Linked DNA regions of Homo sapiens: region 1 is linked to region 2. The links are chromatin loops, found by intact Hi-C in ENCODE. Cell type or tissue: dorsolateral prefrontal cortex. All regions are shown on one strand. Each heading gives the region's core, and the rest is flanking DNA. Links, peaks and the distances in the headings are about the cores only. Region 1 has its middle 54 kb from the start of GPR12. Region 2 has its middle 110 kb from the start of GPR12.

What was found. Hi-C counts contacts between places; a loop is a spot of excess contacts. Peaks named below come from ENCODE experiments on the same cell type or tissue, not always from the same donor. Only the 100,000 strongest peaks of a DNase experiment are listed, where the experiment ranks them.
Region 1: it touches region 2 in a loop (3-fold over the local background); 1 of 110 quality-filtered maps calls a loop at or near these places.

Annotation. Positions count from the first base shown.
Region 1 is chr13:26,811,662-26,817,040 of GRCh38, forward strand. No RefSeq gene overlaps it. Among named protein-coding and RNA genes, the nearest start is that of GPR12, 54 kb to the left of the region's middle. In dorsolateral prefrontal cortex, for the core only: no CTCF peak of the experiment used is centred there; a DNase peak (open chromatin) is centred at 2,181.
Region 2 is chr13:26,870,884-26,876,262 of GRCh38, forward strand. No RefSeq gene overlaps it. Among named protein-coding and RNA genes, the nearest start is that of GPR12, 110 kb to the left of the region's middle. In dorsolateral prefrontal cortex, for the core only: a CTCF peak has its summit at 2,183 (motif pointing left); a DNase peak (open chromatin) is centred at 2,188; H3K27me3 peaks cover 132 bases.

The DNA of each region.
Region 1 (5,379 bases), core at 232-5,231, 59 kb before region 2:
GTGATTTCAAGTGAATGGAGAAAGCCAGCCTAATTCTAATTGATGGCATGGTGCCATAGCTGAAGAAAGACTAGGAGCAGATGGTTGATGGGACCCTTCAATGGGGGTGGGTAGGAAGGCTAGAATAAGGCTGTGTCTCCAGTGCTGTCCGGAGGGTGGCACCTGACTCTCTGTTGGAAAGAATACCGTGGCCCCTCTTCCCAGGCTGCACACTCCAGTCCATCTGGCAGGCTTACTTCTCACAGTGAGTCACGAATTTGCCATTTTGGTTGCTGTATGGTGTTCTAGGGGCTGCCAAGTGGAGGTTGCCTTCACTCTCAAAAACTGACTTTGTTTCTCTTTGATTGCAAGTGGATGAACGTTGCAAGCCTCCAATAGATAAAGACAAGATGAAGAAAGGGATTTACCCCCCCCCCTTATATTGACCAAATACAGTGGCAATAATGTGCAGATATTACCCCACTCCTCCTGCTCGATGCCTGGTACTTCATCTCTGAATGGTCCTGGGTCCCAAAGCAAGGGTTGTTCAGGGGGACCATTCAGGGGACTGTCAAGGGGTGGCCTGAGACTTACAGCCAAGTCTTAGCAAGCATGAGCAGGTACCAAAGAAAGAAAGAAAGACATTCTGAGTCCTTTCCATTAATCTTCTAAGAGCAGAAACTATGAGCCCGTGGTGAGGTATTGCGGTGACTCTCTGACCTTCCAAAGGTTTTGTAAGAATGTAAATCCTTGTATTAAATCCTTATATCCTGGAAATAGCTAGGGTGGTATCTGTCTTCTGCAACTAAATCCTGATTGACTGACATACTACGAGAAGAAAAATACATAAAATGGAGGTGTCAGCTTCTTGGGCCCCGTGGAGGTGATTTCTCTAAGGATCTCCCTTCCAGTTCTTCTCAGCATGGTTGGTGGGAGGTGGCCCTAAGAGACTGAACAAAACCCAGTTCCTGATCTGAAGCTGAAACCAATCTTGTCCCGTGGTCAGTGAGGCCTTGGTAAGTTGTCTTCTTAGACAACATCTAACCACAAACACAAAGGTAGGGAGTTTATAATACGTCGTAGATCACATATTATACTAGGCAAGTGTTACTATTTTAATCTCCATTTACAGGTGAGGCTTTACCTGTAAAGCTGAGTGACTCATGCACAGGCCCAAAGTTTGATGATGGGGCCAAATGGACCCATTCCTGGGACCTGCTAATGGCCCATGGTGCTCATTGTCTACAGCAACTGTCAGTTTTTTGTTGTTGTTTATTTTATTTGTTTACTTATTTATTAGAGACAGAGCCTGACTGTGTTGTCCAGGCTAGATTGTAGTAGCATGATCCTGGCTCACGATGCCTTAAACTCCTGGGCTCAAGCAATCCTCCCACCTCAGCCTCCTAAGTAGCTGGGTTTACAGGTTCACACCATCATGCCTGGCTAAATATTATTTTAAAATTTTTTTGTAGAGATGGCAGTCTTGCTGTGTTGCCCAAGCTGATCTTGAACTCCTGACCTCAAGTGATCCTCCTGCCTCAGCCTTCCAAAGTACTGAGATTACAGGTGTGAGCCACCACGCCTGATCCAGTTTAGATTTTATTTCTAATGGTATTGTACTTCTTCATCTAGAAATGCTACCTATTTTCTCATCTATATTTGCAAGTTTGACAAATGTCAAAATTAGAAATAAGCCCACAAAAAAAGTATATTTTTGAGAGGAAAAAAGTCTAACTAATAATGGAAGAAACAGAACCGACTTAGTCAATTTTCAAAATTGGCTTTAAATACAGTATTAAGCTCCACAATTCCTTTTATAATAGTCATGTCTTGGGACTGGAAGGAAACCTGTTTACCATCTGTTATGCTTTCACACTCAGCATCTTATGAAATGTTACTTTCCAACAAAGAGCTGTCAGCAATTTCAGGTCAGGAAAAGTCATGGCTAATAAATGGTTTTTATTTCCAAAGAAACTGTAGAATTTTTGCTTATTGTATTATATTCATAAATAAAGGATATATTTTTTAAAGTAAATCAAGAAGGTATTTGAATTTGTGGATTTTCTTTCTTATAGAACACGTACAGGGCTTTGGCATTCTGTTAAGGAAAAGAACTACATTCTTCCGTCTCCTCCAGTAAGAGCAGGTTTCTTCTTGCACAAGAGCCAGCTCTGCCTCCTGCTTGGGCAAATCCAGGTTGCCAACGCCGGCTCAGCCGGCACACGTCCCTGTTGATTTATAGCATTCTGCAGGGAACTAGCCCTGTGTCAGTAAGGTTAAACATTTCGCGACATAATCAATTTTCTTGGTCAGTTTCTCTGCTTCGTCTGATTACAAACTCTTTCCTCTCTAAATTTCACTTTACCTAATAATCAGGTAGGAGATTTGACCATTCGTCACTCTCTCTCTCTCTCTGCAATAACTTTTATTCTGTAGTGTGTGATGCAGGCATTGGGCCCCAGAAAGCCCTGCTCCGTGTCATCTGTGATCTAATCCTTGTGGGGATGCTCGGGCCTCTGCCTGGCGAATTTCCTTGAAGCCACACTTCTAGAAAGTACAGGTGGTGTGCAAGTTCAGGGGGCGGTGGGGCAGGGCATTTAGACAGAGACCACCCCCATATTGTCTGTCAGATAAGCAGAGTTTAAGCTTTTTAAGCTTCTCTTATAAATAGCTATTCTTTTTCTTTTTTTCTTTTTTTTTTAAACGGAGTTTTGCTCTTGTCACCCAGGCTGGAGTGCAATGGCACGATCTCGACTCACTGCAACTTCTGCCTCCCAGGTTCAAGCGATTCTTGTGCCTCAGCCTCCCTAGTAGCTGGGATTACAGGTGCACACCACCACACCTGGCTAATTTTTGTATTTTTAGTATGCCAGGTGCAGTGGCTCATGCCTGTTATCCAAGCACTTTGGGAGGCTGAGGGGGATGGATCACTTGAGGTCAGGAGTTTGAGACCAGCCTGGCCATCATGGTGAAACACTGTCTCTGCTAAAAATAAGTAGCTATTCTTGGTTGAGGGCCTATTATGTTCTAGGCCCTGTTCATATATGATTTTGTTTTAGTTATTAGATCAAGCTTCCACAGGTAGATACTATCCTGCTTTTTACCGCAGAAAACTGCAGGGCATAGTGAGGTGAAGTCACCTGCCCAGGGTCATGCGAGTCTAGTTGATGCCAAAGTGCACGTCTTTTCACCTCCACACCCAGGCACCCTGCTGGCTGCTTCTCTCTGCTCCTGGGGCTCGTGAGGCCGGGGCCCTGCTCCCGTGGGAGTTTCCTTTCTCCCTGTCTCACTGCCCCCTAAAATTCCAACCCAAAGAGAAGATCCAGCTGGGATTCTCGCCTTCCCTCGGTCTTCTCCTGCCCTCCAATTGCTCTCTATGTACACGCCCATCTTCTCAGCCCCATTTGAAGCTTCCTGAGGGCAGAGACCCTTTGTGTCCAAGAACTCTGGGCATATGCTGGGTGGTTGGTGGTCAGGCCCGTGGGCACCCACCTGCTTGTGATTTCATTCGTTGTAACTGATTTCAGCACAGCTGCACACCTCTCAGGTGAATTGCAATCTTTACTTACATTCTTATCCTTGTATTCTCCAAGCTGCTTTGGCTGCTTCCTGGGGTTTTGTGTTCTCTTCCTGGAGATGATGTGGAGGTGTTGTGGTGAAGGGTCAGATGCATCCTTTCCTCTGTCCACTTGCTGGGCAGGGCACACGGGGTTCCTTCAGCACCATCCAAGTGGAACCCTGCAGATGGGGGTGTCCGGAGCACTCACAGAATGAAAGTCAGCATTGAGTCTGGCTCTGGTGCTTTCTTATCTAACTAATAATTCTCCACTTTCAAAAAACAATCTGCTAACAAGTCAGGTACATCTTTACCAGCTACTCCTCTTTCTTAGCCTCCTAATAATGCCCATCAGAAGATGACCACTAGGTCATGGCCTTTGGTCTTTCATCAAGAATTCATGAGCACTGGTTCGTGTCTTGCACTCCCACTGGGAGCAAGGTCTTGAGGCTTTCTCAGAGAGGGCACTGCAGGGCTGCAGGGGCACAGATTTACAACTGTGGTTGTTGATTAAACAACAATAACAGCAGCACAGAGCTGGAAGAGAATGAGACACTCTATTTTCTGAATGCTTGCAGCATGTCTGTCTTTCTTGGCTGCAGCATTCGTCATCACAGGCCTAGGGAAGAGCACGTCAATCCTGGTGAACTTATCGTGCAGCAAAGTGTCCCAGGAGAAAGGGTCTTCCTGCATCTCCTCTCAGCTCCTGCCTGTCGAGGGCTGTGCAGTCTAATCGGGGTCAGAAAAGGAAGGGAAGGTGTGGATGCCAGGTGGATCCATAAACACAGTCACAAGCTGTAGGCTTCTACTGGGGTCAGTCATTTTTCTCTGAGTTTAATAATGGATCCCCATTATTAAAGCCAGTGGACTCCAAGTGGTGGAGCACAGGAAGGGGGGTCCCTAGATGCTCCCTGAGGAGCCACACCCCAACCCCCTGCTCACCCTAAGTTACCTCTGAGGGGAATGGTCACTCGGGTATCAAACACAGAAGTAGCAACTGGACAACAGCTCTGTTATATTTCTGTCAGTGGGACAACAGCTCTGTTATATTTCTATGTCAGTGCTGCTGGGACAGGACACCATCTGGGTGTGGCAGCCTGGCCAGGTGAGCTGATCACTCAGAGTAGCCAGAGGCAGAAGGGCTGGGACGAAAGTGAGGGTGGCCAGCAAGATGGGCGCGAAGTGCAAGGCCCGGTCAGCAAGCTGTGCTAGCTGGCTGGGGCTGCCGCAACAAAATGCCACAAATGGAGCAGCTGAAACAACAGAAATGTCCTGTCTCACTGTTCTGGCAGCCAAGTCCACGATCAAGGTGTCCACAGGGTTATGCAACCTCTGAGGGCACTGGCGAAGGACCTGTTCCAGGCTTCTCTCCTGGCTTTCAGGAATTCCTTGGTTTGTGGCAGCAGAACCCCAATCTTTATGCAGCGCTCTGTGTGTCTGTTCTTCACCTGGTGTTCTTTTCACAAGGACACAGTCATTCTGGATTGGGGACCACCCTATTCCAGTGTGACATCATCTTGACTAATTACATATAACGACCCTACTTTCAAATAAGGTCCCGTGCTGAGGCACTGGGGTTAGGACTTCATCACATGAAGTTGCAGTGGAGCACAATTCAACCCTTAACAAAGTCCATTTTTTGGGAGGCTAATTGGGGGATCGGTCAAAAGGTGGGAGACCCAATAGAAAATCGCAGGTCGGTGAGCGACATGGGTCAGGGTAAACGGTTCAGGAGAAAGGTGAACTAACTTTTCAGGGGGTCTTGGGGCTGCTTCTCCATGATGCTGGCTGCAGGGCACAGTGAGATTTTTTAAAGGCAGTGAAGGATCAAATGCAGTCTTGCT
Region 2 (5,379 bases), core at 193-5,192:
CTCCTGGCCAAGTGCTCCTACCCCAGGGCTTTCAGATGTGTGGCTCCCTTGCCCAGAAACACTCTTTCCTTCCCATGATTTCCTGGCTGTCTCCCTCACAGCATTCTCTGCAGAGAAGAGTTACTTGGCTGTGTGTCTGTAACATCCCTACCATCCCTCTGGGTGGCATTATATATTCATCTTGTCTATTTGCTTATTGTCAGTCTCTTGTGCTGGACTGGGAGCTCCCTGAGGGCAGGAATTTGATTTTGTTCAGTACTATGTCTCCAGGGCCAAGAACTGTGCCTGTCTCAACAAATATGTGTCAGATAAATAAATGTTTCTGGTAGTTACACGTCTATTCACTTATTTTTTTCTCTGAGAACTTTAGGGTGGGTGTGTGGGAGGTGTCAGTCTATACACATCTTAGTTAAGCTCCCTGCTCAAAAATTTGTTGTATGGATGAAGTGCCTTGCTTTCAGCCAGCTGGAAATGATAATAAATGTCCTTGGTATGATTTGTAAGACCTACCTAATTTTGGAGAGACCTGTCTGAAATTAACATTGTTAGTTGCATCTCACCCCTACCCTCATGGAATGGCTGACCCTTAAAGAAAGCTGACTATGTGCCAAGGACTGTTCTAAGATCTTTTCATACATTGATCATTTAATCCTCACAACAGCTTCAAGGGAGGGTGTGACCATTATCTCCATTTTATAGATTAAAAAACTGAGGCACAGAGAAGTTAGTGAGCCCTCAAAAGCCTCATCTCTAGGAAGGAAATGGAGGCAGAATTTAAACCCAGCAGTCAGCTCGAAAGACTGAGCTATTTCTTACTGCAGCCCAGACCCTGGGGAGAAGGCCACATCTGCTCAGCAGTCAGCCAGCAGCCCTCACCTGTAATGGACACTAATTAGCTGATTTGCTCATCGGTTCTCAGGAAGAAGTTTGACCTGTACTACATGCGGACTGTGGTGAACCTTTTATTAAATATACATCTCAAGCTGGGAAAATAGTGAGCTACTACTTCCTTTTAGAATGTAATATTGCAAATGTAGATCTTCCCACATTTCTAGTTCTCACTTTTGAGACTATGCCCTTAAGGGAGAGAAAATAAGGGACCAACACAGCCTTCTTTGCCCCCAGGGATAGCTGGGAGTGGGGAATCTCTAGGGAACTGTATCCTGCTAACTTGAGCACAGGCTTGTTTACCATGGGGAACAATTCTCATTCTTTGGTGAAATTGTTTAGTAATTGTGCTGACCTCACTCAAGGTCATTAGCCGGATATTGCCTCTGGTTTGTGAATAGGTTTATTTTCTTCTGGACATCCATAATAGTGTGAATCAGGGAGGTTTATCATTTTAAAAAATTATTCCTAGTTTTCATTGCATGGATAATCATTTGCTGTCCTTAACACATAATGATTGATCACTGGGATGCAATATGGTGTGGAAAGTGCGTGGCTTTAGTGCCATGTAGACTGGGAGTTCGTTTCTGTCTCTGCTACTTACTCCAGTGTAGTTTTGGGCAAGGCCATCAGCCTCTTGGAGCCTCCGCTTCTTCATTCCTCCTTGTAGCTTTGCTGTGGGTATGAGGGATAATGAATGTCAAGCCCACAGCAGGGGTTTGATTGCTCTGGCTGTTAGTATCAATATTATAACATATGAACGAGAAGCCTTCCCAACGCGCCTGCCAAAGCTCTGACGGCCGCTCTCTACGTGCACAGGACAGTCACCATTCCCAGGTGAAAGGCAGGCCTCCTGAGGCCGGTGAAAAGGAGCAGGAAGACAGCAGCATGGCCCAGCGGTGAAAAAGAAAATCACATGTGTGCCTTCTGACCACTGCCTAAGCCTGTTTTGCATTGAGACCAGTGTCCTGGTGACAGTTTCCTTCGGCTGCGATGGGATCTCACACTGCTCCCTCTTTGATCTGTGGCCTGGGTTTGCGTGGAGAGGGCTGAGCTTCTGCAGGCTTCCGTTGTCCCCCAGGGCGCACAGGTTGTGACCGTGCATGGGAAAACACCAACAGCTCTGCTTTTTTACTTTCTCCCAGAGTTGCTCATCTCCCTGCCTGGCTGACCTTAAGAACATTTTCCTATGAAGCCATGCCCTACGTGACATAAACCCTGGGACCCAGAGAGAAGCCAGAATCCGCCACCCTGAGTAGCCGCTGCTCGTGGGATGCAGGGGAAATGGCGCCCTCTGGTGTTGGCTCAACGCCTGTGTTCAGCACCGGGAGCTGCCCAATTCGGCCTTGAGAGCCAAGTCTCTGCAAAGCAAACTTTACATGCAAAGCGTTGTTTGGCAGAAATCCTTTTCCACAAGAGGAAATCTCTGGGTGAAAAGCACTATGCCTTTAATGAGAAGGAATCAGGTGGTTATTGCTTTAATGGACTTAAGCGTTTGGCAGTCACATCGCAAGCTCAGCATGGAAAAGAGCCCTACCGTGGGGAGAAGATTCTCCGCGTGCCCCAGTCTCTCTTAATCTTTTAAAACTTTTACTTCAATATCTCAAGAAGTGCTGTAGAATAGCAGAAGCGATGCCCCTTTCCAAGTGTGACAACAGTGACATGCAGTTCACTTTCCCTGGCGTGGTCCTGATGGAGCTTCAGTCAGAGGAGGCGGCCCTCGGTGAACCACCAGCCCATTTACTGTCTTCTGAACTGCAGCAGTAGCATAAACTACCTGGAGTGATAGGGCCTCTCCGCCGGATGAATCATCCCACTAGATTCAATGAGAAGGGAATTGGGAGGCAGCACCGTTGGCTCTAGGACACTTAAATACCAAATCCCCTCACCCCTTTGCATCTTGCTAGCCCAGAAAAGACTTTAAGGTGATTGTCAGGCATTAGGCTATGAAACCAAAGGTGGGGAAAGCACCGTTTATCAAAAGTGATCATACGGAACTGCTCCATTCTTTGCTTATACTTAAATCTCTCCATAACCAAGAAGAAAATGTGATTGAGACATAGATTCTTTCCCTGGGCTTTGTGGAATAAACCACCAGTCACCTTGTGGGTGCAGTTCTGGGCCAGAGTTTTGGAGAGAGTGTTAAAGCATGACAATAAGCAGGTCTAATAATAGCCTTTTCACTAGACCCCAGGGGATCACTGGCAGCCTCAATTACTCTAGCTTTTATTTTCTTTTGCCCTGTATTAGCTGTAGTCGCCCTTGAATGCAGAGACTTTTAGCCAGAGAATCTGGATTTGCTCTTTCAAACTTGCCATACATTTCTCCCTCTCTCATCATGCATTATACTCTATCTCATCTCAGATGGTTCTGCTTCTTAATTATTGTTGTCTGCTGTTAATTGCTAGCAGTGATCTAAGTCTAATGTTCTTACTAATGAGCACAGCTTAGAAGTTCCACATGTAAAGATTTATAAGAGTGGTTGCTTCATTATCATCACTAAATATTCCCAGATATATTCTCACTTGACACGTGTAGAGGCAAAAATAATAAAAACTGTAAAGTGCTGTGAGATATGAGGGAGAATAATGTTCATAAAGGGTAAATTATGGCTGTAGCTTAGACTTACAAAATGCTAGCCATTTGCAGGGTCACACAATAGCAAAGTGGGACCAGAACCCAGGCTCCCAACTCCTGATTGTGTAAGGTGCCCAGTGTGGAGTACTTGTCCTGAAACACACATTTGCATGTCCTGCTAGTTAAATTGAGCATTTGCAAATAAATGGACCAGAATGCTCATTGTGTTATTATTTACAATAGTGAAAATTTGGAAACATTTCAGATGGCCAGCACTAAGAAAATGGTAAAATAAATGATGATACATTTGTACTAAGAATATTTTCTAAATATTATAAAATTATAATTATGTATCATATACAAATAATTGCAATTATATATTTTATATAAATATTTAAAAATCATTTTTGGAGAATATCTAATGATCTGGTAGAACACTCCCAATATAATGTTGAGTGAAATCATATCAGGGTATAAAACTAAATGCAGATAGTATGATAGCAATTTTGTTTGATGTATAAAATAAGAGGAGAAGGAATACATCAAATATTAACGGTGACTTTTTTGAAGTGGTAAGATTATGAGTTATTTTTGTCTCCTTTTGAAACTTTTCTGTATTTTACAGGTTTTCTACAATTTGCATGTCTTAATTAAATTTACAATTAGAAAAACATTTTTAAAATTGTTTCCAGCTATATTGAGAGACAATTGACAAGAATTGTATAAATTAAAAGTGTACAACTTCATGTTTTGGTATCCATATACATTGTGAAATAATTACCACATCAAGCCAATTAACATATCTACCACCTGACACAGTTACTATTTCCCTTTTTGTAAAAAAAAAAAAAAAAAAAAAAAAAGTGTTTTGAAGAGAAAAAAGGTACCGTATAATCAAGCCTTAATACCTCAAAAGAGATTTTTCTCAGGACGGGCGCAGTGGCTCACGCCTGTAATCCCAGCACTTTGGGAGGCCGAGGCAGGCAGATCACAAGGTCAGGAGATCAAGACCATCCTGGCTAACACAGTGAAACCCCATCTCTACTAAAAATACAAAAAATTAGCCAGGTATGGTGGCGGGCACCTGTAATTCCAGCTACTTGGGAGGCTGAGACAGGAGAATGGCATGAACCCGGGAGGCGGAGCTTGCAGTGAGCCAAGATTGCATCACTGCACTCCAGCCTGGGCAACAGAGTGAGACTCTGTCAAAAAAAAAAAAAAAAAAAAAGAGAGAGAGAGATTTTTCTCAGACTGAGAAATGGCATTTACAAAGAACTTTGAAGAAATTCATAGAAACTAGAGCTATCTGCACAACTGCTGTTGAATTATTAAATGGCAAAACTTTAGCCTGAGTGAAGAAGACAAGTCAGCATCTTCTGTCTCTTACATTTTGTTCCATTACTTCTTTCTCCAAACAATATCCACTGAGTGCTCAGATGTTGTTGCTGTGTACCTGAGCTATTGTGTGTTGTAACAGTGCAAACAAGGTCAAGAGAAGCTTCCCTTTCTATGTATGTGTGCGTGTGTCTGGGGCTGTGCAGTGTCAAGCTGGCCTGGAGCTCCAGCAGAATTGTTCAGCTGCAAAGCCGTTCCTTACACTAACACTCCACTCACTAGAAATAAAATAAACTGAAATTAATACAACCTCATGTTTTTGTATATAAAATAGATAATATTTGTTGATAATACCCCATGGCAAAAATACCATATGGTATAAAATAGTACCATCAATTTGAACTTCAGCTGACAGTAAGTTTCAAGTGCCATAAGCCTTCCATTCAATCATCTCATATCTGGGAACTTATGCAAAAGAAAAAAGTCAAAAAGAAGAAACAGCTACATCCTAAAGACATTCATTCCTAGATTATTTCAAACAGCACAAAATGGAAGCAACAAGAAGTTCCAAGAAGAGAA